3 separate regions of the Mus musculus genome follow, and all the other regions are linked to region 1. Evidence: chromatin loops called from intact Hi-C (ENCODE). Cell type or tissue: heart. All regions are shown on one strand.

What was found. A loop is a pair of places that touch in the nucleus more often than their neighbours do. Peaks named below come from ENCODE experiments on the same cell type or tissue, not always from the same donor. Only the 100,000 strongest peaks of a DNase experiment are listed, where the experiment ranks them.
Region 2: it touches region 1 in a loop (5-fold over the local background); 3 of 42 quality-filtered maps call a loop at or near these places.
Region 3: a loop joins it to region 1, with 4 times the contacts of the local background. A loop is called at or near these places in 9 of 42 quality-filtered maps.

What each region holds. Positions count from the first base shown.
Region 1 is chr8:117,254,681-117,262,680 of GRCm38, forward strand. Cmip (c-Maf inducing protein) reads left to right here and starts at 2,339. Exons shown (of 21, transcript NM_001163262.1): 1 at 2,339-2,721. The coding sequence starts at 2,422. In heart, no CTCF peak of the experiment used is centred here; DNase peaks (open chromatin) are centred at 1,931, 2,651, 3,651 and 4,941; H3K4me3 peaks cover 4,275 bases; H3K27ac peaks cover 4,575 bases.
Region 2 is chr8:117,154,507-117,162,506 of GRCm38, forward strand. It overlaps Gan (giant axonal neuropathy), which reads left to right and starts at 3,475. Exons shown (of 11, transcript NM_001081151.2): 1 at 3,475-3,795. The coding sequence starts at 3,629. In heart, a CTCF peak has its summit at 3,698; a DNase peak (open chromatin) is centred at 3,425; H3K4me3 peaks cover 2,616 bases; H3K27ac peaks cover 1,759 bases.
Region 3 is chr8:117,336,608-117,344,607 of GRCm38, forward strand. All of the region lies in intron 1 of Cmip (c-Maf inducing protein), which reads left to right. Among named protein-coding and RNA genes, the nearest start is that of Gm51554, 25 kb to the left of the region's middle. In heart, no CTCF peak of the experiment used is centred here; DNase peaks (open chromatin) are centred at 3,044, 3,844, 4,444 and 7,116; H3K4me3 peaks cover 389 bases; H3K27ac peaks cover 1,629 bases.

The DNA.
Region 1 (8,000 bases):
GAGGCAAGCTGAAACCTGTCTCCTCCTCTTCCTAGCCCCTGACGGCTGTTCTTAGTGTGCCTTCAAGAGCTGGCATAAGTAAATAGTCCCATCTCAGGGACGCTAAGAACTTTCTGTGCTATTCACTATATAGTGAAACCCAGGTCAACGCTTGCATTCACTACTACTGGGGCATTCAGTACTCATAGGAGGCAGAGAGAGCTTGTGTGTGTGTGCATGGTGTATTTGTGTGCACGTTCATGAGTGAATGCAGACATGCACATGTCACAGCACTTGTGTAGAGGTCAGAGGTCAATCTTGGGTGTTTTTGTTTTCCACCTTGTTTGACACAGGGTCTCCTGTACTGCCACTGTGTATGCCACGCTAGCTGGCCCGTGGTCTTATGGTGGATTTTTCTTTTCTCTGTTCCCATTTTGTAGTAGAAGCACTGGGATTATAGTCACCTGGGACCAAGTCAGTGTCTGTGAATTCTGGGGATGTGAACTTGTGTTCGAAGCAATTTCACCATCTCTTGAGACCAGTTGTAGGTGTTAGAGATTTGACTTGCCGGGGACTGGAGATGAGGAAGACGTGTGGAAGGGCTCCTCCCCACCAATGACGGAAGGGGACTTTTTTTATTGTCTCCAAGTTGTCACATTGGCCCATTTGATGCCTGTCCTAGTGTGGGAACTGAAGACCAGGGTTGGCCAGGTTTAGTCTGAGACTCTGGAATGGCCTGTGGTGTGGGTGGAACCCAAGGCTGCTAGATCACTCTGGGGGAGATTTGTTTCCTGAGACCCTTGGAGGGGCTCTCCTCAGGACGCTGAGGGTTGGTGTCCTCTCCCAGTACTGCCTCCCAAAGCAAAGGCCAGGAAGCATCAAAGACCAGAGAAGAGGCCTTCTGTGGGGGCTATTTCAGAAGAGGGAGGGGGCATTTCCTTAAAATTTTCTCTTCCCTTCCCTTCCCTTCCCTTCCCTTCCCTTCCCTTCCCTTCCCTTCCCTTCCCTTCCCTTCCCTTCCCTTCCCTTCCCTTCCCTTCCCTTCCCTTCCCTTCCCTTCCCTTCCCTTCCCTTCCCTTCTCTTCTCTTCTCTTCTCTTCTCTTCTCTTCTCTTCTCTTCTCTTCTCAGACATATACTACAAGTTGGCTTCGAACGCACAGCCAAAGATGACCTTGAATTCAAGTGCTTGCTTCCAACTTCCTTAGAGCTAGGATTATATGCTCATGCCACCTTGTGGGGTTAGGTAGTGATGTAGTGTCCGAGAACCAATCTAGGGTCTTGTGCATGGTAGATAAACACTCTCCTGACAACTGAGGTACACCCCCAGTCCTATTTATTTATCTTATTTTGTTTTTAAAAACAGGGCCTTCTGTCTCGACTGGCCTGAAATTTACTATGTAGCTCAAACTGGCCTTGCGCCCACAGCAATCCTCCTGCCTCAGCCCCCCCTGAGTACTGAGCTTGTAGTGGTGAGCGACCATGCATAGCTCTGTGGAGCGGGATAGTTTCAACCCCAAGAAACTGTTCTGTGGACCCATCTGGCCATCCCTGGGGAAGCAGCTTGTGTTGGAAAGGCGGTGTCAGGGGTGCAGCGGGCAGAACCCCAGCTTTCGGCCCAGTCTTGGACTAGGAAGGGGAAGTACTGGTCGGCATCCTCTTGGTCATGGGGCTGACTTTATTTCCCAAGCCCGGCCCAGGATGGCGTGGTGGTTAGGGGCGCAGGGCTAGTGCTCAGCTGTGCACCCTCGGGGGCGCGGCCCGCGTGACGTCCCCTCGAACACTACCCACATTCCGGGGCGCGGCGCGGGGACTGTCGACGCTTGCCCAACCCCGGCCCCCTCCCCAGGGGCCGCCCCTCCCGTCGGGCCGCGCCCGCCTCCACCAAGTCCCCGCCCGGGGCCCGGCCCATCCCGGACTCCGCCCGCCCCGGGGAGGCCGAAGCCGCTGTTGCCGCCATTGACGTCAGAGGGCGGGCACATGACCCCGCGGGGACCAATCGCGCGCGCCAGCCTCCCGCAATCTCCCCGGCAGCCGGCGCGGCCCCCGCCCGCAGCACACACTCGCGGACGGACGCGGACACACGCACCGCACAGCGCGCCCGCGCGAGGCCGAGACACGCCCGCGCCCGCCGTCCCCGGCGCCGCCCCCGCCCCCCGAGGACCCGATCCTCTCTGCGCCCCGCGATCGCCCGCCGCCCTCGCCGCAGTCGCCAACCCGTTCGCGCCGGCATGCGCCCCAGCAGCTAGAAGGAAGCAGCCCAGGAAGCGCCCCGCGCGCCCCCGCCTGCCCCCGCGCGCTCCCGTTCGTCCCCGCGGGGCGCCCCCAGCCCACGCCCCCCCACCTTCCCGGCGGTGGGGGGGTGCGGGCCCTCCGCGGGGGCCCCGCCGGCCCGGCCCCACGCCAGCCGCGATCGCGCGCGCGGCCCCCGCCCCGGCGCGGCCATGGATGTGACGAGCAGCTCGGGCGGCGGCGACCCCCGGCAGATCGAGGAGACCAAGCCGCTGCTTGGGAGCGACGTGTCTGGCCCCGAGGGCACCAAGGTGATGGGCGCCGTGCCTTGCCGCCGGGCCCTGCTGCTTTGCAACGGGATGAGGTACAAGCTGCTGCAGGAGGGCGACATTCAGGTCTGTGTCATCCGGCACCCTCGGACCTTTCTCAGCAAGATCCTCACCTCCAAATTCCTGAGGCGCTGGGAGCCGCACCACCTAACGCTGGCCGACAACAGCTTAGCATCCGCCACGGTGAGTGGCCCTGCGTGGCCGTGGGGCTTCCCAAGCTGGGGTCCCTCGGGACCGAGGCGCCCCGCTGCTTGTCTCCGAGCGCGCGGCCCCCTAGTCCCGGCCTGCGCACGGGGCTGGGCTGGAACCTCTAGACTTGATCCTCCAAGGCAGGCTATGGGAATCCTCTTTCGTGTCCTGGACACTTAGCCCACCCGGGCTGAGCGCTTGGGGACTTTTGCCTAAACGCTTGCGTTTCTGATGTCTGGGACCCTAGACTGGGCCCTGAGGATAGTGGTGTTTGTTCCTTTTCTGAACTCGTTGCCCATCTGGATCTGAGCTACAGGAGAAAACAAAACGCAACCCTCTCCTCCATAAAAGCCGTAACCCCCCAGCGCCAACAATTTCCAGAAAGCAACTCCTGCGTTTGCTTTAGCCTGCCTTTACCCTTTTTTTTTTCCCCTGCCGGGCCTGGCAAGGCAAAACCGGGTGCCTGCCCTTTCTAAAAATCTCCTTCGCACGTTAGGAGGTTGGAGGGTGGGGGGCAGGGGGCCGAGGTCCTGGACCCGCTCAGACCCTGGGATAGTCGAGTTCTCTGGGTAGAAGCAGCTGGGCTGCCCAGCCTGCCCTTGCGTTGTCTGTGGAGCGTGTGTAAGCATGTTTTGTGGCTGCGTCCTGTTTTGTTACAGTTTTTTTTTTTTTTTTTTTTTTTTTTTTTTTTTTTGCTGTGTGGCCAGGGCCAGGTCAGCTGGATGAGATGGAGAAAGGAGGATCTTACTAGTTGCTTTCGGAAATCGAATCTGCAAATGGTGGCCTTCTTCCTCCTGGGGACAGACAGCTGTGGTGGGGTCGAGGAGGGGGAGTGGGGGCGGTGGGCAGGGCCTATACAGGATGCTTTGTGTTTTCCAACAAGGGCAGTTTCAAATACAGGCTCTGGCTGGGCCTTAGCCTGGCGCTTGGGGACTTATCTTTGTAGGGGCCCCCTTCTTGTCTAGAACGGACCGTACCCCCGTGGCAGGCTCCGTGGTGTTTACTAAACATCATGGGAGGGGGCAGAGTGCACCGCCTTGCTCACACCTGTGCCAAGAAAGCCCAGCCAGGAAACAGGGTGTTGCTTACATGCATGCCACAAATGTGTAGCGTGTGTAGACATTGCCTCGGCATCCATGTTCCCTTGGTGGTGTGTCACAAACTGTGACACATGCTCCGAGGAATGGGGAGTGGGGAAAAGTTAGCCTAGACACCCTGCTGCCTGAGTCCACTTCCCCTACCCCTTTGTGGTACATGAGGACATTTATTCTGAATTTTGGCTCTGATATACTCAAAACCACCAATTTTTTGGTTTTTTTTTTCCCCCTAGGCTGTGGGCATGTTGGTGCAGTAACTGCAGACTTTGTCCCCAGGAGGATTGAGGGTTGCCGGGAGGTGGCCCGGTCTTCTCCTAGGCTGGTGTGTGTTCTTAAACCTGCCTTGAGTCATAGGCTTCGGCCTTGATCTCCATTTGATTGGCTAGTACCGAGGGTTTCAGGTCCCAGAGGTGCCTGGTAACCTTCCCTCGGCTCTGGAGACCCCAAGTTTGGCTTTAGCTTTAGTACCTGGCTGAGTTGGGGGTGGGGGTGTCTTTTTAGGCTCTGTTCTTCTCCCTGCCATCCCTCAAAATGCCAAGGAGTTGTCAGCGAAGGCCAGTAGTTGAGAGGAACGGTGACCCGCTATAGGAAGGACAGGACATTCCCTGGTCCTCCCGGGGCACAGTCACTGTGTGGCTAGCTGATCTTTGACTACCTCAGGCTAGAGGCCCCCTACTTTCCCTGGCTGCTCAAGAGGTCTGTCTGTTGGAAGAGAGCAGTAAGGAATCAGACCAGAGAGTCCCCAGCAGCCAGGTCCCCCGACCCACTCATGCCAGCTGAGGTGTGTGTGTGTGTGTGTGTGGGGGGGGCTACCTCCGAGGAACACCTGAGTCCTGTGTTTGGCCCCGGGTTGTCTGAGGCACAAGTCTGGTCTTGGTGGAGCGGTGTTGTGTGTCAGAAAATGGGGAAAAAGGAACTGGAAACATGGCCCAGGCTGGTATAATCCCGCCCTTCTAATTCTTCACCTGGCATGAGGGAATTCCATCCATGTAGCTCGTGCTTTGTGGGGGCGTCAACGAGGGTGGGGGCTCCAGTGGAGGCCTCTAGTGGAGGTGTGTGACTCCCCCACCCCCCTAGGGCCTGTGTGGATGGAGGTGTGGCCACCAGGGCCTGTAGCATTGGTCTCCAGGCCAGAGGTGGGGTTGGGGTTTGCTACTAGGGATCTTGTCCCATGTCAAGATATTTGCTTTGTGTCCGAGATATTTGCTTTGTGTCCGTTCCCTAGGAAGTGGAGGAGCCTCCTTGGGGTTCCCTTAGGCCTGGGCATTATGTAACCTGTCTGCATTTTATAGTGCGGCCCAACCACTGTATTGAGAAATGTTTGCTCAAATGAAACAAAGGTGAATTTGAGTGCAGTTCATTCCCAGAAAACCACTGGTAGCCCCTGGCCCAGCCTTGAGTCGCCCGTGTCGGAGTGTGTCTCCCACAGGGGTGAGACGTATGTGGTCTGTAAGAAGCTTAGTTGAGAATTGTTTGGGGGGCTAGCCAGTTAATTGGGTGGACTTCAGGAACTGAACCCACAGTGACTGATCAGGCTTTAAATCTGTCAACAAACAATCCACTCCTTTGCCCAAACCATCCACTGAGTCCGCTGTCTATACCTGAACTGCGAGGGATAGAGGCTTCCTAGACCCCAGCTTGCCCCGTGCTGGGGTGCAAGCCAAGTTTCGTGGGGGGGTTGTCTCTCAGTCCCTTCTGGTCTGGCTTTCCAGCTGGTGACACACTTATTGTGGAAATCTTTTAGTTCCCTGGGTCAGGAGACCTAAAAGGGAGATTGGTGCCACCAGACCTGACTCCCCTCCCCTGACCTGGCTGTAAACTTTGCCCTCCGTGGGGTCAGGTCAGAGCTTGCCCTGTGCTGTCTACTAGTCTGGTTACTGATTAAACCCCAGCAGAAGCCAGGCCAGGTTTGATGAACTTGGGAGACTTTGGATCCTTTGGAACCGGAATGCTTGTCAACAAAGGGGAGGAGGTCTCTAGCATCTGTAGGAGGGATCGTGGGGGGTCGCTGAAGGACAGAGGCTGGACCTTCTTGAGGAAAGGCCGATCTGCCCATGCATTGTCTCAGTCCTCACGTGTACTTGCCTATCCCTGGGTCTTCCTGGGCTCAGCCGTGGCTGCCTACCTTGTTATAGGTTGGAACCTACAACGAGCCCAGATTTTTGTAGAGGTGTCCTCGTTGGAGAGGACAGGCATCCATCTTGCCTGCCGTTGGTTGCTTGGCTAAATTTGATCACCTGCTAGACGTGTTTGTCTTTTGTCTCTACCCTTTGTTTCCACTGCACCAAAGAACTACAAAAAAAAAAAAAAAAAAAGCACTCCTACCTTTTATTTCATCTCACGGTTGAAAACAAACCAGAACAAAACAAAAACTAAACAATCGGTTTCAGAATGGCGGGTCTGATCTGCAAAGCCCTTTCTTTCTTCCTTTGCTTGCTGAGCAGGGATTCGGACACAAGGGACAGGAGGAGTCTTTATTCTCCAGCCGCTTTCCTCCAGGGCTGCCGTTCACATTGTCTGCACGGCTGCGCTGACTCCCAACATCTCTGGGAATCTGGTTGTTCCTGTCCATGCCTCTTTTTCCCCCTCCGGGGCTTGTCTGAGCATCCATCCTATGAACTTGGATTTAGTTTCAGCAGAATGCTCTGAGATCTACTGCGTGGCCCTTCCCTCCAAATGCTGGGATTTTCTTTTTTTTTTTCCTCTTGAGAATGAAACCCTCCAGTCCCCAGAGATCCCATCTATGAGCACACGAATGCTGGAGTATGAGCTAACATTTTTTTTTCCTGTTTTGCCACGTAGGTCCCTCCTCTGTCCGCTCCATCCTTTCCTCCCTCCGTTCATGACTCTGCCATTTAGTAAGCGCTTTATTTATTTATTTTATTTTATAAATGTCACGAGTAGATATCGGAGAACATCAGATTTGTTTCCTAGGTAGTTGTGTGTTCAGAAATGGGGGGCAGGGATGGTCAGGACGAGAGATGAACACTGTTCTCTGTGGTTGGGCAGGATGGCCTGCCTTCCACCCGCTGTAGGAAGACAGTGCGTTTTAAGGAGAGCTGCCCAATCAGACCACCGGTACCCTTCCTGGTAGAAGGTGTTTTGCTGGGTGCTCTCCTACTGGGACCACAAGGAAGCCTTGTGTTTTTGGGACCCCGGGTGGCTTAGGACTTTCTGGGCATTTTGTGGGGAGCCCAGGAGCTGAATTATTCCAAAGGCAAAGTGCCCTAGGGGACCCACCACCGGCCACTTTCCCTCCCTCACCACCTCTCTCTAAGGGGACCAGCCTGGCATTTCATTGGAATGGATATTTGAGATGGTCTAGTTACGCCCTTGATTAAAGGATTAAAGGAGCTATAGCAGCGCCCCCACCGTGGGGCAGAACAAACTTCGGTTTTACCGTAGTCACGTGGAGCACGGCTGGAGCCTGAGGTGGCAGCTTCCTGGCTGTGGAACTTTGGGCACCTTGCTTTCCCTGAGGGGGCCTTTATTTGTCTTCATGTGCAGGGTGACAGTTTACCTCATTTATTATGGTGATAATTGAGATGTTGACACCGGTTCTGGTAGTGGGACAGCCAGCACACAGTCAGGAAGAGTTTTCATGATGAGACAGAGCCTCCTGAATGAGCTCTGTGGAAATGGAAGGGTTATGGCAGCCAAGATGGCTCAGCACTTAAAAGTCCTACTACCCGAGTATGATCCTTGGGACCAGGAGGTGGAAGGAGAGACTCCTGCAAGTTGTCCTGACCTCCACACACACAAACTTGTCTCCTCCGCCTCCTCCCCCCCTCCCCGCCCCCGCACCAAAAAGAATCTTTTTTTTTTTTTAAAGTAAAAATCTTTGCTATTTAAAGAGGGGCAGTCACTTGAGGTACACAGAATCCTTGGGGAAGTTAGAGGTGACTGCAGAGTTCCTGAGTTGAGGTTGTAAGGTTGTTTCAGGCAGTTTAGAAGAGTTTCTCAAGGGGTTCTTTAAAAAATATCATCTATGTGATTTTAAAGAAATACATGTATATGTCTATGTGTGTATGTACATATGTTTGTGTGTGAGTGTATGTGTATATGTGTGTGTGTGTGTGTGTGTAATTGAATCAGTGTGCACATTACCAAATGCATCCAAAGTACAGGGGCAGGATGTAGCTTCACCTCGTGCGTCTAGAGTCCTTGGTGGTCATC
Region 2 (8,000 bases), 100 kb before region 1:
GGAGGGGGGAGAGGGAGAGAGAGGAGGGAGGCTGTGAATTCAGTGTCGTCAACAGAGACTGAAACTGGCCAGGCAATATGGGATCTCTCTCAGATGGCCTGTTTCACAATAACTGCTATCTGATACCTATGGAATGCTGGGAAACAATAACATTGTATAACAACTTTAATGATCAGAACTAATATCAAGGACAGATCGGTTTGAGCAACATCAACAATGGCTGCAAAGCATTCCAAGACACAGCCAGGGCTGCTCTTCTCTGGGGACAGGGAGCTGTTCCTCCAGCCCCCAGGACTCCTCCTACCCCTTAGCACCAGGCTGAATACTGACAACTGAACTCAACTGGATACATTTTACCTTGGGCCTAGCATCAGTGGGATCAACTCCCTCCAAAGGGAGCTGATGGTTTTCTGATGATCTTTGAGATGAGATTAAAGCCAGATCTTGGCTGCAGACCCATGAGATTTTCTTCCCCGTAAGTGTGATGAGTTGCTACCACTTAACCACATATGGCAATCAGTTGGTGTTGAGGGGATGTGTTTTTCAGCTCAGCATCCTACATCACTCTTCTCTTACCTGATTTGCTAACTAATGTTTGAGGTGGGAGCATCTGCTAGGCATCAGGCAGCCCAGGTATCACAGATGCATCCAACACCCACCATTCCTCCGAAGTGCTCACCACCCAGCAGAGGAAGAAGGTGTACCACTAAAGCATGCAATCCAGGAGCTCAGAATGGCCGGGATGGGGAGTTGGTTCAATGTTGCAGCAACTTCCCAACACACACAAAGCCTTGAGCTGGATCCCAGCACCATAATAAACTAATACAACACAGTGTGATGAATATAGCACTTGCCTACCTTGTCCTGGGAGGCAGGACAAGGAGGAGGCTCACAGACAGTCATGTTCGAGCTGAGTTTCAAGGGTGACTCAGAGTTCAGCAAGCACACTGAGTGATGGGGATGCCTGGAAACAGTGGAGGTGCTGTTGTGTCCTGTGGCGCAGGTGCACCAGCCAGTAGCCACCTTCCTCCCGACTGATAACGACTGTTAGGCGCCTCTGCCACACATATGCTGTCCCTTTCCAAGGGAAACACTGCAAGTTCATCTCTACCAGGAAGCGTCTGCCTGACCTACACTCACTCCCAGGTGCTTCTGTGGAGACAGAGAACCTTCCCATCCTCAGACAACTGGCCAGCACTCTGTTATCAGAGCTGTTTATTTCGGAACCTCTGGCATTTGAAGAATAGACCATCATTACAATCAACGAATACGTTTGTATCAAATACCTGCATCGTGTAAAGCTCTCCTAGTCGTATACATCGTGGGGGTCGAGGGAAGTTAGGGAAGAGGGGTAAGTGTGCAAGCATCTGAAGACACCAGAGGCTGACATCAGGGGTCTTTCCTCAACCACCTTTCTACATTGCTTTTGAAACAGGGTCCTTAGGATTCTGATTCTCGATAAACTGGCTGGCCACCAAGTCCCAGGGATGTTCTTGCCCATCTCCCAGCACCTTCTCCGACCCCTGGCAGGATCACAAGTGCATACTGCAGAGCCTGGCTTTCCATGGGTGCCGGATGTAGAGCTCTGGTCCTCATGGTTGCACAGCAAGCACTCTAGAGACCAACCCCACCCCCACCCCCACACACTCACATCATCCACTTTCAACAACAGCACAACAGAGAGAAAATGCACAAGAACAAAAAAATACAACCCAGGAAACATTTATTTAATATTCACACTTAAAATAAAACACCACCCACCAGCCATCCAACCCTAAGTGAGGAGCACTTTGTACCAGGTACTCTGATACCAAGAAGGGCTTGGCACCTGGAAATCGTGCCAGGCCACAATAAACACGGAAGCGAGCTAGTCATATGGATAAAAAAAGCGTCTTACAGAGCAATGTTCAAAACACATCAACTACTTAAACAAAAGAGTGTTGACTGAGCCCAGAAGCACTATGTGAAAACAGGCCTGCATTATTTTATTATTATATTTTCTCAATAGGCACAAATACAGAGGCTGTATACAACACAGCCCACTACAGGCCTTACTAATTAGTAACTCACAGTTCCTTGTTAGCTCTACTCAGCTCTGCTTTCCCAGACCTTAGTTTTGACACAGCTTACTTTTTTTTTTTTTTTGGATGCGGGGGTTGTCTCTTTGGTTTTTCAAGACAGGGTTTCTCTATGTAGCCCCTGGCTGTTCTGGAACTCTCTCGGTGGGCCAGGAACTCACAGAGACCTGCCTGCCTCTGCCTCCCCGGTGCTGGGATTAAAGGCTTGCGTCACCACCTCCTGGTTTAGAGTCTAGATACTTTTATCACTGCAGGTATAGATACTGTGTTTGAAATGGAAACTGGAAATGTATCGATCTTCTACTAGTAACTTCCTTGACTTTACTCCCCTAGTCTCCTATCTTGAGTATAGTTTATACTCTGATTCCTATCAGTGACGCCAAAGCCTTGCTGCTTCCAGGGTGAAAACCAAGACTTTCCTTGGGGCCTTTGGACTACGGGAGGCTGTGCTGACGCACTGAAAACCACATCCTGCCTTACTTTGAATGCTGCCCCAATGTTCTGATCCTTGGTCCTCATAAGACTTAATTCTCTGTAGCCTCGAGCACCTAATGTTTGCACAAAATGGTAGCTACTTCCTCCACTCCCAAGCACCTTCAGCAACTTCCAGGGACACAGACGAGGCTCGCCCTGCAGAGTGAGCACACCCAGGGGTGCTTAGTACCACAGCCTTGATCTGTCTCTGTGGGAAGTCTAGCCCCCACCATCCGAACATCTGGCCTTCATACCCCCTAGTCTTTCAGACTTTATCTTTCCTAAAAGGTAGGGATGGCAATCATGCAATTAACTGGACCCCCTCTCCTTCCCAATTGTACTCTTGTGCGGGGGCGGAAGGGAGGGCATATACCACAGAGTCCTTTTATCCAGCCCACTATCTAATCTTGGCATCGATCTGCTTTAAAGACCCCGATCTTAGAAACCTTCGGAACACCTTACCCCTACCGCGGTATTTAAAACCCTTCCATTGCTCCCGGTCCCCAATTGCAAGAGGAAAACACCTTCCTTGCCACAGCCTTGCAAAACTGCTTGTTTCTCTCGCTTCACTCGCGACGTCTTCAGCGAAGGCTTCTGGCGGACTCCGCGTTCTGCCCGGAACTAATGGACGTGAACGTAGCGAGGCGTAACTCCCGCGAAAGGAATAATAAGTCCTCGGCTTCACTCTGCGTCTCACTCCCTTCCACACTGAGAGCACTCGGTTCGCCGAGACTGGGAATTGGATACCGCGGAACCGCTAAACCCTTCCGCCCGCACCAAGCACAGCCCGTGGGCGCGCCCGGCGCTCGCAGCCCAGCCCTTCTGATTGGCTGCTGCGAGGTAGGGCGGGGCGCGGGGGCGTCGCGGAAAGATGACGCAACGGCACAGCTCCTTAAAGGCGCCGTCCGCACGCGCTGCCGATGGCGCAGGCGCGTTGTTGAACTTCCAGCTCTGACTCCAGAGCTTCACTCAGTCCGGGCGGGCGGGCGAGCGGACGCGAGGAGTGGCCGGCGGGGACGTGCGCGGGACTCGGGCGGGCGGGTCGGGCAGGTGGCGGCGGAGGAGCGGGAGGCGCGATGGCCGAGGGCAGCGCTGTGTCCGACCCTCAGCACGCCGCGCGCCTGCTGCGGGCGCTCAGCTCGTTCCGGGAGGAGGCGCGTTTCTGCGACGCGCATCTGGTCCTCGACGGCGAGGAGATCCCGGTGCAGAAGAACATCCTGGCGGCGGCCAGCCCGTACATCAGGTGAGCGGGCGCCGCCGCCCATCGCCTCCGCATCCCTCCCTCTCTCTCTGGCCTGGCCGCCTGCGGCTCCAGTGGCTCTGCCGCCGCGCCCCTCGGGCGCCCATGGGCCTCTCCACCGAGATCGCCCCGATCCCGGAGTCCCTGGAGGTCCGCAAAAGCCCCAAACACGGTGTACAGGCCGTCCTGGACCCGCACCCGCGAGCAGGGCGGGGCTGCTCCGGGAAGAGCCGCCCCTTCGCCCCGACAGGCCCCGCCCGGCCCGCGGAGCCCCGCAGAAGTTTTACCTCCGAGTCACCGCACAGTGGGCCGGCCAGGTTTTGCGCGGGGAAGCCAAAACAAACACCCGCGGCTTAGGCAGAAGGAGAACCCTGTAAGAGGTCGGTGGGAAGCCCCCACCCCCAAAGCCCAACTGTCACTTTGCCACTCCCTTGTTACAAACAGGCAAAACTGTTGCGAATTTGAGAAGACCCGGGGTCGTTCTTTGGCTACAGTTACCACCGAGGACCCAGCGATTGTAACCACCAAGAGGGCACTGTAAAACTTAAGCGACGCAAACCTTAGCCCAGTTTACTAGGTTAATGAAAAGGTTGAGACCAAGCTTATAGCATCGGATCAGAATTTGTGAGATGGGCTCCTGTCTTTTCTTTAGCAACTTTCCTTCAGGCAAACTGGTTTGCTCTTTTAATATGGGGGGTGGGGGGGGGCACTAAAAGGTAGAGAAAGTGCCCAGTAAGCTGGTTAAATATAGACGAATGATAGCAATGTCACTAGAATTGACAGATCAGAAAATGGAAAATTATGTGTATGCCGTTTCTTAGGGCTCTGTCCCAGCAGAACTCGGACACATATGCTGTTCTTGAATCTTTGCTTTTGGAGACCTTCGAACTCCAGAAGCAATCCAAGTGCCCTTGAAACTTCTGGCTTTTAGCCTAGCCTGGCCTTACAACATTGGGCTCTTTGTGGACTTAGGGGTCAGGTGTCTGTGAACAAGAAATTTAGATCACCAATATGACAGCTCAGGGCTGGCAGTTCAGAGGTTAAGGCAGTCAATCAAACTGAATTTCCAGGCCAGACCTTTCCCGTAACAGAGTAATCCTAGTTTGGGAAATGCTTAGGAAAACTACAATGGATGCAGTATTGTTACAGATCCTTAAATGGCACCCAGCTCTAAAGTCGCATATCCTGAAACACTGTCTCCATCTTTCTCTGTGATACTTACCACTGCAGTAAACCCTGTATTTTGCTCATCTCCGTGAGCCACAATGTAAAGTCAGTAGGCCAAGGATTTTTCTTTTGTTTCTTGCTGGGACCTTCCTAGAGGGACTGGTGCCTGGTGCCAGAATACATGTGTTGAATGAGTGATTACCTCGCTTCCCAGTGGACATCAGAGGTTTGGCTCTGTTGTATTGCCATGTGAACTGGTTGAGAGGAGCACCGCCCTGGGCAGTCTGGAGATCTGCTTCTGTCTCAGCTCTTACCTGCCTGCTGTGGGTTGTTGGGGATGATTTAGTCTTGACTCCCGCTCATTAAAATGACAAATGAGGGGCACAGTGTGGTTTTGTGCCATTTAATCTCCGAGGCACCTACAAAGAAATGTGTAATTAGCTTCAGACCCTCAACAGCTCTCCATGCAAGTCTGTCCAGCAGTTAGGATAGATTTCCTCTGGGCCATGGCTTGTCAGTTTCCAAGTAGAAAAATGGTGTCTCAGAGGATGTTACCAACTTAGATGTCGAGGCTCCTGGTGCTTCGTGGTTGAGCTAGGAGTCCACTCCCAAGTTTACTATGCATAATGTCCTGATTCCACTGTTCCAGATGACAACATCGGTTGTATTTGGATGTACTTGGGATAAAACCAACACTTGATGGCTCTATATTTTATCATTTAAATCAGTAGTCTCGTTTTATGGGTTGCAACCCCTTGGGGGTCAGATGACCCTTTTCCAGGGGTTACCTAAGACCATAAGAAGATACTGAAATTTACATAGAGATTCATAATGGTAGCACAATTAGAGTTGTGAAATAGCAACAAAAACTATTTTATGGTTTGGGGAGGGGTCACCACAGCGTGAAGGACTGTGTTAAAGAATTGCAGCTTTAGGGGCTTGCAGACCACTGACTGAAATGCTTGTCAACATGCTCATAGACTGAGCTATTTGGATTTTCATTTTTAACCAGTTTTTGCAACTGGTAGGGAAAGTAATGTTAATATTTTACCAATAAATTGAATTTTCTTTATTAACAGGCTGTGTTAAGTTTGACTACTGAAATGCTAGGCCATCCCTGTGATATTTCTAGATTATTAATTCCAAGGGTATTCCAAAGTAACCTGAATTACTACTTAAAAACAAAGCTTCATTTTTTTTTGTTTTTATTTATTTTTAGAATATTTTTATTCTTGGATAATTTCATATATGTAATGTATCTTGATAAATTTTTTTCAATTATTTCTTTTTATTTTATGTGAATAGGCTTTTTGCCTGCATGTGTGTCTGTGTACCACATGTGTGAAATGCCTGCAGATGCCGATGAGGTCGTTGACTCCTCTGGAGTTACAGATGATTATAAGCTGCCATAAGGGTGCTGGGAACTGAACCTGTGTTCCCTGGAAAAGCAGCCAGAGCTCATAGCTACCGAGCCATCTCTCCAGCCCCCAGCTTAATAACTTTTGACACCAGTGCTATTGGAGTTTTAAAATGTAGCTTTGTTGAAATGGCATTGAAACAAAATGAATTAGGTCTGTGATGTTTTTTATCTATAAATCTAAAGTATGGATTTGTTCCATGCCCTTACCCTAGATAGAATAAATGTCACAGGAGGTCTAACCGTGTGTAGTCTAGGACGCCAGCCCAACTTTGTCACTTTAGGAAAGATGGCCACATGGTCGACATATTTTCTACTTACTCTTCAAAGGTCTTGTGGTATAACTTACTGGTTTAGTCTTTTCTTGTGCTTTCTAGCGTTTGTCCTCTCAATAAATAGCCAATTTCAAGCATGCCATGTTAAAAAAAGATTTTCAGTAAAAAGGGGAAATGCCAGGAAACTTAGTTTCAGCAATAAATCCCTCATCGCCAGCGGAGGAAGGTCTGAGGTTGAGCCTGTGTGTTCTGAAGTTCGAGTGTCCTGGTGCTCAGGGGAGACGAGCAGATCCTCCCGTGATCTGTGCATCACAGGAAGCTGCCTTCCCCACAGGCCTGTCCTGCCCGGCATTTGGTTATAGCTTGCTGGGGAAACTAGACCTCAATGCAGCTGTGAGCCTCAGAAATGCAGGACTGTGCTCTCGGCTACGATGCTCGCCATCTTTCCTTTCTCAGCAACTCTGACTCCCCCCAGGGAATGGCTCCTTGAGTGTGTAAGGAATTGCTTTGGAGTGCTGCACAGTTTGCCTCGCTTTCTGTCTGAAGCTCTTCTGTATCCAGCTCAGTCCCGTTGACCTGATGGGAAGCTCTGCCCTTCCCTCTCAAGTTGCTCTTGGAGGTGATGCAGGTGACAGAGATTTGAAAATCTTTCTGTGCTTGTGAAGTGACATGAAAGTGACTCTGTTCAGGTTCCTGGTCCTGTGTGCACTTTGCAGAATTTACACATTTCTGGGACCTGTGATGATACTGTGTAGCATTCAGTCCTGGACAGTAAAGAGTTCCCCAAGATTTATTTTTTTTCAACCCTTTGATGAGTCAGCTGACAGTGGGAATGGCTTTGTTCGTTTGTTTTCTGGTTGGTCTAGTGAAGGTGCAGTGAGATGCTCATCTTTGCAGTCTGGTTCTGGTCATCTTGAACTTTTTGTAGGACCTGCTTTCCTTATTGGTTGAAGTTGACTGTGCCATATGGTGTTAAAGATCGTGTAATATGTAACCGTGAGGGTCTTTCCTTTGCTTTTCATGTGTGTAGTAGAGGGGTTGTCTCTTTCTAGTTCTGTGTATGTCATCATATATGCACTGACGCCAAGAAGCCCCCCCCCCCTTGCCTTGCCCTGTAGGACTTTGTTGGGTGTTCTGTAGGAATGCAGCCAGTAGCGTTGTGTCGTAAGGAGCACTTGTTTCACACTGTTAACTTGGGTACATTCCAGGCCTAATTATTGACAATCCTGTTTTGCCATTGAAATCTAAGATTTGACTCATGGGTAGTGTGGAGAAAAATACTGAAGGAGGCTGACATGAGCTCTATTGGAGAGCCAAGTTTCATAGTAGCATAGAAATTGTTAACATCC
Region 3 (8,000 bases), 82 kb after region 1:
ATTTTCTGTTTCTCTGCAGCTTTGGGCCATCGCTACTCTCTGTCCTCTACAGTTCTTCCAGGACTCCCGGGGACTGTTATTGCCCAGGACTCACTGGCCTTGCTTTGACACTGTGCTATTTTGCTTATTCCGCATTCACAGTATTTTTTAGTTGAATTCTTTCATATGAAACATGAAGGAATAGAGGGGTCAAGTCACTTGCCTGAGGTCACACAGCTAGATGGAGTGGCTCTCCCTGTTACCTGTTGTGCCTCTCCCTGTTGGCTGTGTGTCCTGGCCAACCTAGCCAGTCCCTGGGTTACTTCTTGGTGTTTCTTATTCCTTATGGAATGCTATTTCTATTTTAAAAAGAAATACTTGGCTGGGCAGTGGTGGCGCATGCCTGTAATCCCAGCACTTGGGAGGCAGAGGCTCTGAGTTTGAGGCCAGCCTGGTCTACAGAGTGAGTTCCAGGATACAAGCACTGGGGTCTGAGAGTTGAATGTTCCTTTAGACTTTATGTTTATTGCTTTTATAAAATGGTGGTAAAAATACACATACTATAGAATTGATCGCTCTCTCAGTCTTTCTCTGAGACAGCTTCACTGTTCAGGCTGGCCTTGAACTCATGATTCCCCTGCCTCAGTGCTGAGATTATAGGTATGCCCCACCACCCCTGGCTAGGATTTCTTCCCTCAAGTCTCTCTAAGTGTGTATAGGTCAGTTGCTAATTCTGTTAGTGTCAACGTAGTCTTGACCTCTGGAACTTCGAGTTGTCATTAGCGCAACCTAGAGCTGCTGCCAGCATGGGCTCTGAGCTCATGGCCTTTGGGTGAAGTGGGTGGAACCTACCAGAGGCAGAAGGCCATGAGATGTAGCAGGAGTCTTTTAACAGGCCACCAACCTCCCATTTTACAAATGAGAAAACCTAGCAGACCAACATTATATAGAAAACAAACATGTAGACTTTAATGTATCCAGCAGCACACAAATGGGAGGTCTGAGGTTAATGTATCCAGCAGGATTGATGGGAGGTCTGACGTAATGTATACAGCAGCAGCATTTGTGGGAGGACTGATGTAATGTAGCCAGCAGCATGCATAGGTCTGACGTTAATGTATCCAGAAGCATTCATAGGAGGTCTTCTCCAGCAAATTTTCACAAGCCTAACCAACACTTGCTTAGGGCAGATTCACAGTAGAGTATATCTGGCACCTATGCCCCCACACACTAGGCTGTTGTTACTGTCCCCAGTTCTGCCCTTTTTGACCTGCCTCAGTAGGTGTGGTCACATGGTGTGTTGGTTCTCTTTGAACCCGATGCACGGCAGGGTTCTTGAGTAACTGATTCTGTAAAAGGAGCATGCTAGAGACCTCACAGCAGATGGCGTGGGACTTGGTATAACCTGCCCACCATCTTAGGTCTGTCTGCTCCTGAGAGTGTGAGTCTGGAGTCGAAGACACAGGGGTTGCTTAGCATTGGCAAAGGACCTGGGCGCAGTCCATAATGCTTAGATAGACTGAGGTGTGTGTGTCTGTATCTGTGTGTGTCCGTGTGTCTGTCTCCCTCCCTCCCTCCCTCCCTCCCTCCCTCCCTCCCTCCCTCCCTCTCTCCTTTCTTTCTTTCTTTCTTTTTTTCTTTCTAAGACTGGGCTTCTCTGTGTAGCCCTCGCTGTCCCAGAACTCCCCACTGTTGACCAAGCTAGCACAGAATTCAGACACCTTCCTGCTTCTGCTTCCCAAGGGCTGGGATCAAAGGCGTGCGCCACCATGCTGACTCTTGTGGTGTTCTGAAGTGACAGCAAGTCTCTGAGGTGGTAAAGGGTTGTATGGGTAAAGTACTTGACAGGGAGATATGACAGGAGGAACAGAGCCCAGGCTCAGTGCCTTGGGCAGTTGGCAGATGTGGCATGCATTGGGACCTCTGAGCAGGCTGTTCTAGACAGTGATTATCTATCTACCAGTGTCTTGTTCCTGGATTGCACAGCCCCCACCCCTTCCCCATCTCCTTGCATCCTAAAACATCACCCAATTAGGCAGGTGCTGTCTTTGTTCCTACCCATTTTATTGTGGGAAAACATATTTGGATAGCTGAGTGTTGCCCTTGACCAGGCATCAGGAGGAAGTAGTTCTGAGCTAAGGCTGACTGTGCCCGGCTCTCAGAGGGTACCTGAAGCCAGCATACTCTATCATAACCTGTGGGCAGTGAAGAAGCAGAAACCCTGGGGACAGACACAGGGAACAAGAAATGCTGGCTTACATTTGAACTGGGGTGAGGCAGAGTGTTTACCGTGTGAGTTCATAGTGGCCCATGTGTTTCCTGTTGTCTCTTCTCCCTGGTGAGTCTGCTCTGGGCTGCCATTGCTCCCCCTTATTGAGCCTGGTGTTGGAATGGTGACATGCTAGCAGGCAGGGGACCTGAGTTCTAAACCTACCTGGTCCTCAGGGACAACAGAGTTGGGCATATGTGAACTCCCAGTAAAACCCAAGTCCCCAAGAAGGACGGACAAACAAAACAAGGTAGATGGCTCCTGATGAGATTATCCCCTAAACTCCACCGATTAGTCAGAAGTGAACGATATGCGGAGTTTTAACAATTAATACGTGCTTACACACAGGTGCACTCATACACCTGCAGGAATGTGTGCGCACGCGCACACACATACAGAGAGAGCCTGATTTGGGTAGAGAGATGATTAGGTAACTTTTTGTCTGTGTTTCTTTAAGCTTTGCGGTGGCGATGTCTCTCTGACAGTTCAGCCAGGTCACTCTGATGTTCTGTCCACTCCAAAGAACGTAGGAGAGTGGCCTCATTCCAAGAAACCACAAGACAGCATTAAGGTCACAGCCCACACGTGACATTAGAAACCCTGACTGCAGCGGTCTTGGGCAATAAAAGTTATTCCTTCCCCCCCCCCCCCCCCATCAAGTTGACTCCTTCTACGGCTATCAATTTTATCTCTATCCCGTGGAAATTGAGTCCGCTTCCAATCGAAGCAAAAGTAACAGTGTCCTTCCGCTCTGGGAAACCCTGTCTATTACGGCTGATACCATCGCACTGTTTACAAGTTCACTGTGGGTCAGACAACAGTGTTTATATTCATACACAGGAAATTCGATTAGGCAGCTGGGAAGGAACACACACTGGTGCTACGTGACTACCCCGGGGGTTCAGGCAGGCCCTGGAACCTCCAAATGCTGCATTAGGTGGGGATCCCCCTGCTGTGGACTGTGCTGCGGAGTCTTGTTCACAGTTGCACAGTTGGGGGCAGCCACCTGGGGAAAGCCCTTGCCGCAGTGTGATTCTATAGGCCGGGGCCGCCTTGTCAGAGGACCCCCCCTCCCCCCAATGAGATTATTTCCTCAAGCCCAGCAGAGTCTGTACCCTATGGTACAGCTTTACCAACTGTTAACATTGGGATTGGTGATGGTGTTTGCAGGGCCCTTGGGGAAGGCTTGTTGGTCTCTGGAGTTGTTTTGGAAATCGAGTTTGTTAAGTCATTATTAGACATGCAAGAGAATCAAAAAAGATGGTTTGCTTGCTCAGGAATGGTATAGCGGGTCTTCTTGCTTTTGGGAAACCTTTTTTTTTTTTTTTTTTTTTTTTTTTTTAATTCTGATATAAGACCTCAGGGCAGGGATGGCCCTGGGTGAGACTGTGCCCCGCCCTGCCCCGCCCTGCCCCGCCCCCTCCTCTTGCTACATCACCTGGGTGCTGGGCCCCTCCCCCACCCCCTCCACTGTTTCTCACACGAATGAACTTCTGCAATCTGGAGCAGCAAGCTGTTCTTGCTAACGCTGACTGCTGACCTCTGCATCTGCTTTCCTCATTCGAACCGCACCCTCTCTCTCTCTCCCCTCCTGAGTTTTGTGGCCAACTTTGAGGGGAACCAGTGAGAGCTGTCACCAGTGCTTGGGCCGCAGGATAAGCAGTTGCCCCAGTGGGTAGATTTCATTTGTTAAGTGTCTTAGTTCCCTGCCTCTTGAGTTCAAGGTCTGGAACCACATGAATCCATCCTTGGCTCTAAGCGCAGAGTCTGCATGGAGTCAGAAGCCGCCACCTATTGGTACATCTATGATTGACCTTCTTGTGGACAAATACCTGATCAGAAGCAACTTACAGAGGGTTTGTTTTGGTTTATGTTCTGCGGGGTGAGGGGGTGGGGTGGGGCGGGGGTGGGACAGTCTGTCAGGGTAGGGAAATCGAGGCAGAGATCCACGTTGCCGTCTGCAGCCGGGAGCGGCTGCTTTCTCCTCTCTGTTCAGACCAGGATGAATTAAGGCTCATGGAACCGTGCCTTCATTATTTTTCTGTTTCTGTGATAAAGCACTCTTACCAAAGCGATGAGTTTATTTTGGCCCATGGTTCAAGGTTGCTGTCCTTGGGAGTTGTAGCGGCAGGGACGTGGTCACTCTGCCTTCCAGGTCAGGAAGCAGAGAGGTGAAAGTTGATGTTCAGCTTATTATCTGTAAACAGCCCAGGGTCCCAGCCCAGGGAATGGTGCCACGGAGGTTGGGTGATGTCACCTCAGCCAAATAAGGATGGCCCTATACACGCATGCCTACAGGCTCATCTCCCCGGTGATTCTCGATTTCTTCCAGTGGATGCTTGAGCTTAATCTGGATTAACATGCTGCCCGCATTCAGGGTGGGATGTCTCACCCCAGGTAACCCAGACTAGAAGTGGGTCTGACTGACATTATTCATCATAGTGTGTAAGGATGGTTACAGATGTCAGTGAATAGGCTGAAAACAGTTCTCTGATCTCCAGAGAGTCTTACTTTTGTATTGCTGTGATAAGACAGTATTACCAAGGCTCCTGATGGATAGAAGGAAAAAAATTTATTGAGGGCTTACAGTTTCAAGAGAGTGAGTCCGTCCGTGATCACAGTGGTGATGAACATGTCATTAGCAGGCAGGTAGGCGTGGGGCTGGGGCAGTAGTTTACATCCCTAATGTACAAACATGAGGCAGAGAGAAAGATGCTAACTGGGAATGACCAGGGCCTCATAGACCTTAAAACCCATACCTTGGGGAGACATCTAGAACGAAGCCACATTTTCTATCCTTTCCAAACAATTCCTTTCCCTGGGGACCAAGCATTCAAATGTATGGGCCTTTGTGGGGAGGGGCATTCTCTTTCAAACCACCGTGCAGAGTAACCTTGAGCCGCCCCCCCCCCCCCCCCCCCCGCAAAACCCCGCCGTACAACTCCTCAGCTTGCCAAATGCTTGCCCTCTCTGTCCAAATGAAGAAACAGAATGAGAGCCAAGTAGTTGACCACCATGACAGCTAAGTGATTAAGACACCAGCCTTCATATGTGGTCAAGATGCCTTGACCAACAAGTCCACCTGCTGAGGGATTCTGTCCCCCTCAATGTCCTGGCCCATGCTCCCTCAAACCTCAGATATTTCTTATCTTGGAACTTTTGGGGTTATTTTGCTGTGCGTGTGTGTGTTTTGTGTGTGCGCACACATACACACTCACGTGCATATGAGCAGCACATGTGTGTGGAGGCTAACAGGCCGACCTCTGCATCCTTCCTCCTTGTCCTTGTTATTTTTTAAATGGTTATTTTTAAAATTTTTTAAATGGTTATTTTTTAATTTTTATTTTTAAATTTGTCCTTGTTATTTTTTAAATGGCTATTTTTTAAATTTTTTAAATGGTTATTTTTTAAATAAATGGTTATTTTTTAAATTCATTCCCTTATTGCCGGGGTGGGGTACTCATGTCATAGTCTTGGACTTGTGAGTTCTCCATGCCTGGCTTAGGGCATCTGCCCTTCCGTAGGCATTTGTCTAACCTCTGCCTAGTGGCACTCCAAGCGGACATAGGTGCCCATGCCTGGTTCTGTGGCCATCCTTTCCCTGAACAGAACAGTGTCACCTCCACCCTGGTGACATCCAAATGTCAGATGACCGGCAGAGATCCCTCTTCAGGGGCTTCCCATGAGAACACCCAGAAACAGTTAACATAGGCCTCTCTCCAGGACATCACGTTGATGTTCAGGGCTTCCCAGAACTCTGCCCCTGGCCTCCTAGATTCTGTGAATCATGTGTGGGGTACCTCATTGCGGTGAGGCAGTGGGACTGGACGTGCTGAGGCAGAGGTCAGAATCTTGGGGTGAGTGTCTGACCTTGAGCTCGGATGAACCAGTCACTCCCTCAGTGTCTCAGTTTCTCCACCTAGAGTTGAGGTGAGTATAAAATAATCCGCTGTCTGAAACCTCCATCTGGATCTAGGTGGGCCACCTTCTCTTTGAGAAAGACAGGTTCCTGTTTTACTTTCTGTCTCAGGAAATAAGTAACCTTGACTCATTGTTTATGCAATTGACCCCCTGGGTGTTGGGAGTACACACCCATCTTTAATCCTGGCCCCTGGGGGGCAGAGGCAGATAGAGTTCAAGGGTAGTGTGGTCTACATAGTGAGTTCTAGGACAGCCAGAGGGACATACTACATAGTGAAGATCCTGGAGGGGTGGGGTGGGGGTGGGGGTGAGATTTTGACTCCTGCCACCTTGTTGTGACCCCTCGAGTCTCCTCAGTGACATTCCATCTCCACTTCTGCTTTCTTCCTAAAGAGGAAGCAGGCTTGGCTCTTACCACTAGTATAGCCCACACTGACCGGAAGGCACCTTCCCATCTTAGCGGAATGCGGCTACTTTAAGGAGCTTTTAAATCGCACCCACCCAGCACAAGAACAGTGTAAACAAGCCTCAGTCAGGGAATCCATTTCTCCTTTCATGTAGTCCTAGGTTCCCTGGATTGGTCCTGGGTAGAATTAAGTACCGGCCTCGGCAGGGTCAGCTGCCCCCACCCAGTCATCGTATTCTTTGGACTCATTGGTTGCTCTGTCCCGGCACAATCAATCCGGATTTACAGAGGACGGGCTCCTGAATCTGTGTGAGTGTCTTTTACACGAGAGAAGGAAGTTGGTTCTTAAGTGGCACCAGGGGTGAGAAGTCACAGGCGTGGAAAAGGAGGGGTTCTTATAGCCGAGTCTCTGCAGCGCTGTGTGAGGTGATGCTGGCGTGTGAGGGCTTTCAGAGATGACAAGGTGCTGCTTGAGCTCTGGGCGTGTGCCTTGAGCGTGTGAGCCCTACTTGTTGGTGAGCAGAGCATTTCCAGGCGCTGTGAGTGTCCCCACACCACTTCTGCTTTGTCATGGCTTGGATCCCGGAAGCCCCTGTTTCTGCTCTGGGTGCAGTACAGGCTGCCAGGCCTCTGCAAAGGAATCTTTGCTCACATGTAAACATGAGTTCAGGTGAATGAAGCTGTGTATTTGTGTGCGTGTGTATACACACATACATTTATAATACACACGGGAGTGTGCGATATACACTTATATTTAAATGTGGAACATTGTATATGTGCGTCCAAACTGAATATGCACAGAGGGTGTGGACATGTTTACATGAGTGCTCATGTATGTATATATGTTTAGGGGTGTGGATACAGGCACACAAACACGTGCATGTTTTGTGTTTGTAGGGGTGTGGTGTGTATACACTGATACATGTGTGTTGCATATTGATGTGTAGGGTGTTCTGTGTATGCCTGTGAATATGTGGGTGGAGGGGTTTTGTATGCTCATGTGTGAATGTGTATGTAGATGGGGTATGGGTGAATGTTTGTGGAGGAACATATGAATGTGTATGATGTATGCATGTGCTGTGGTGAATATGTGTGCCTTCTATGTGCCATATATGAATGCGTGCTATGTGTAAATATGTGTGTGTCACATGTCTGTGTGTGTGAACATGTGTCATGTGTGAATGTGTGTCCCAGGTTGTACTCCTGATCCCTGGCATGGGTAATTTCCATGTGGCATTTTACTCTTCAGAGTCTTTGCAAGACAGAGGCCAACTCCCGAGTTTTCCAGGTAGCCAATCCAAGTGTGACTCATCAGGCTTTGCATTCTCTATGCCGACTGACACTGACCAACGCCCCTTGGCTCCCTAGGCCTTCCTTAGACAGCGTTTTACTGGCACCTGAAGAGCCCTCCTCTTGCACACTCCT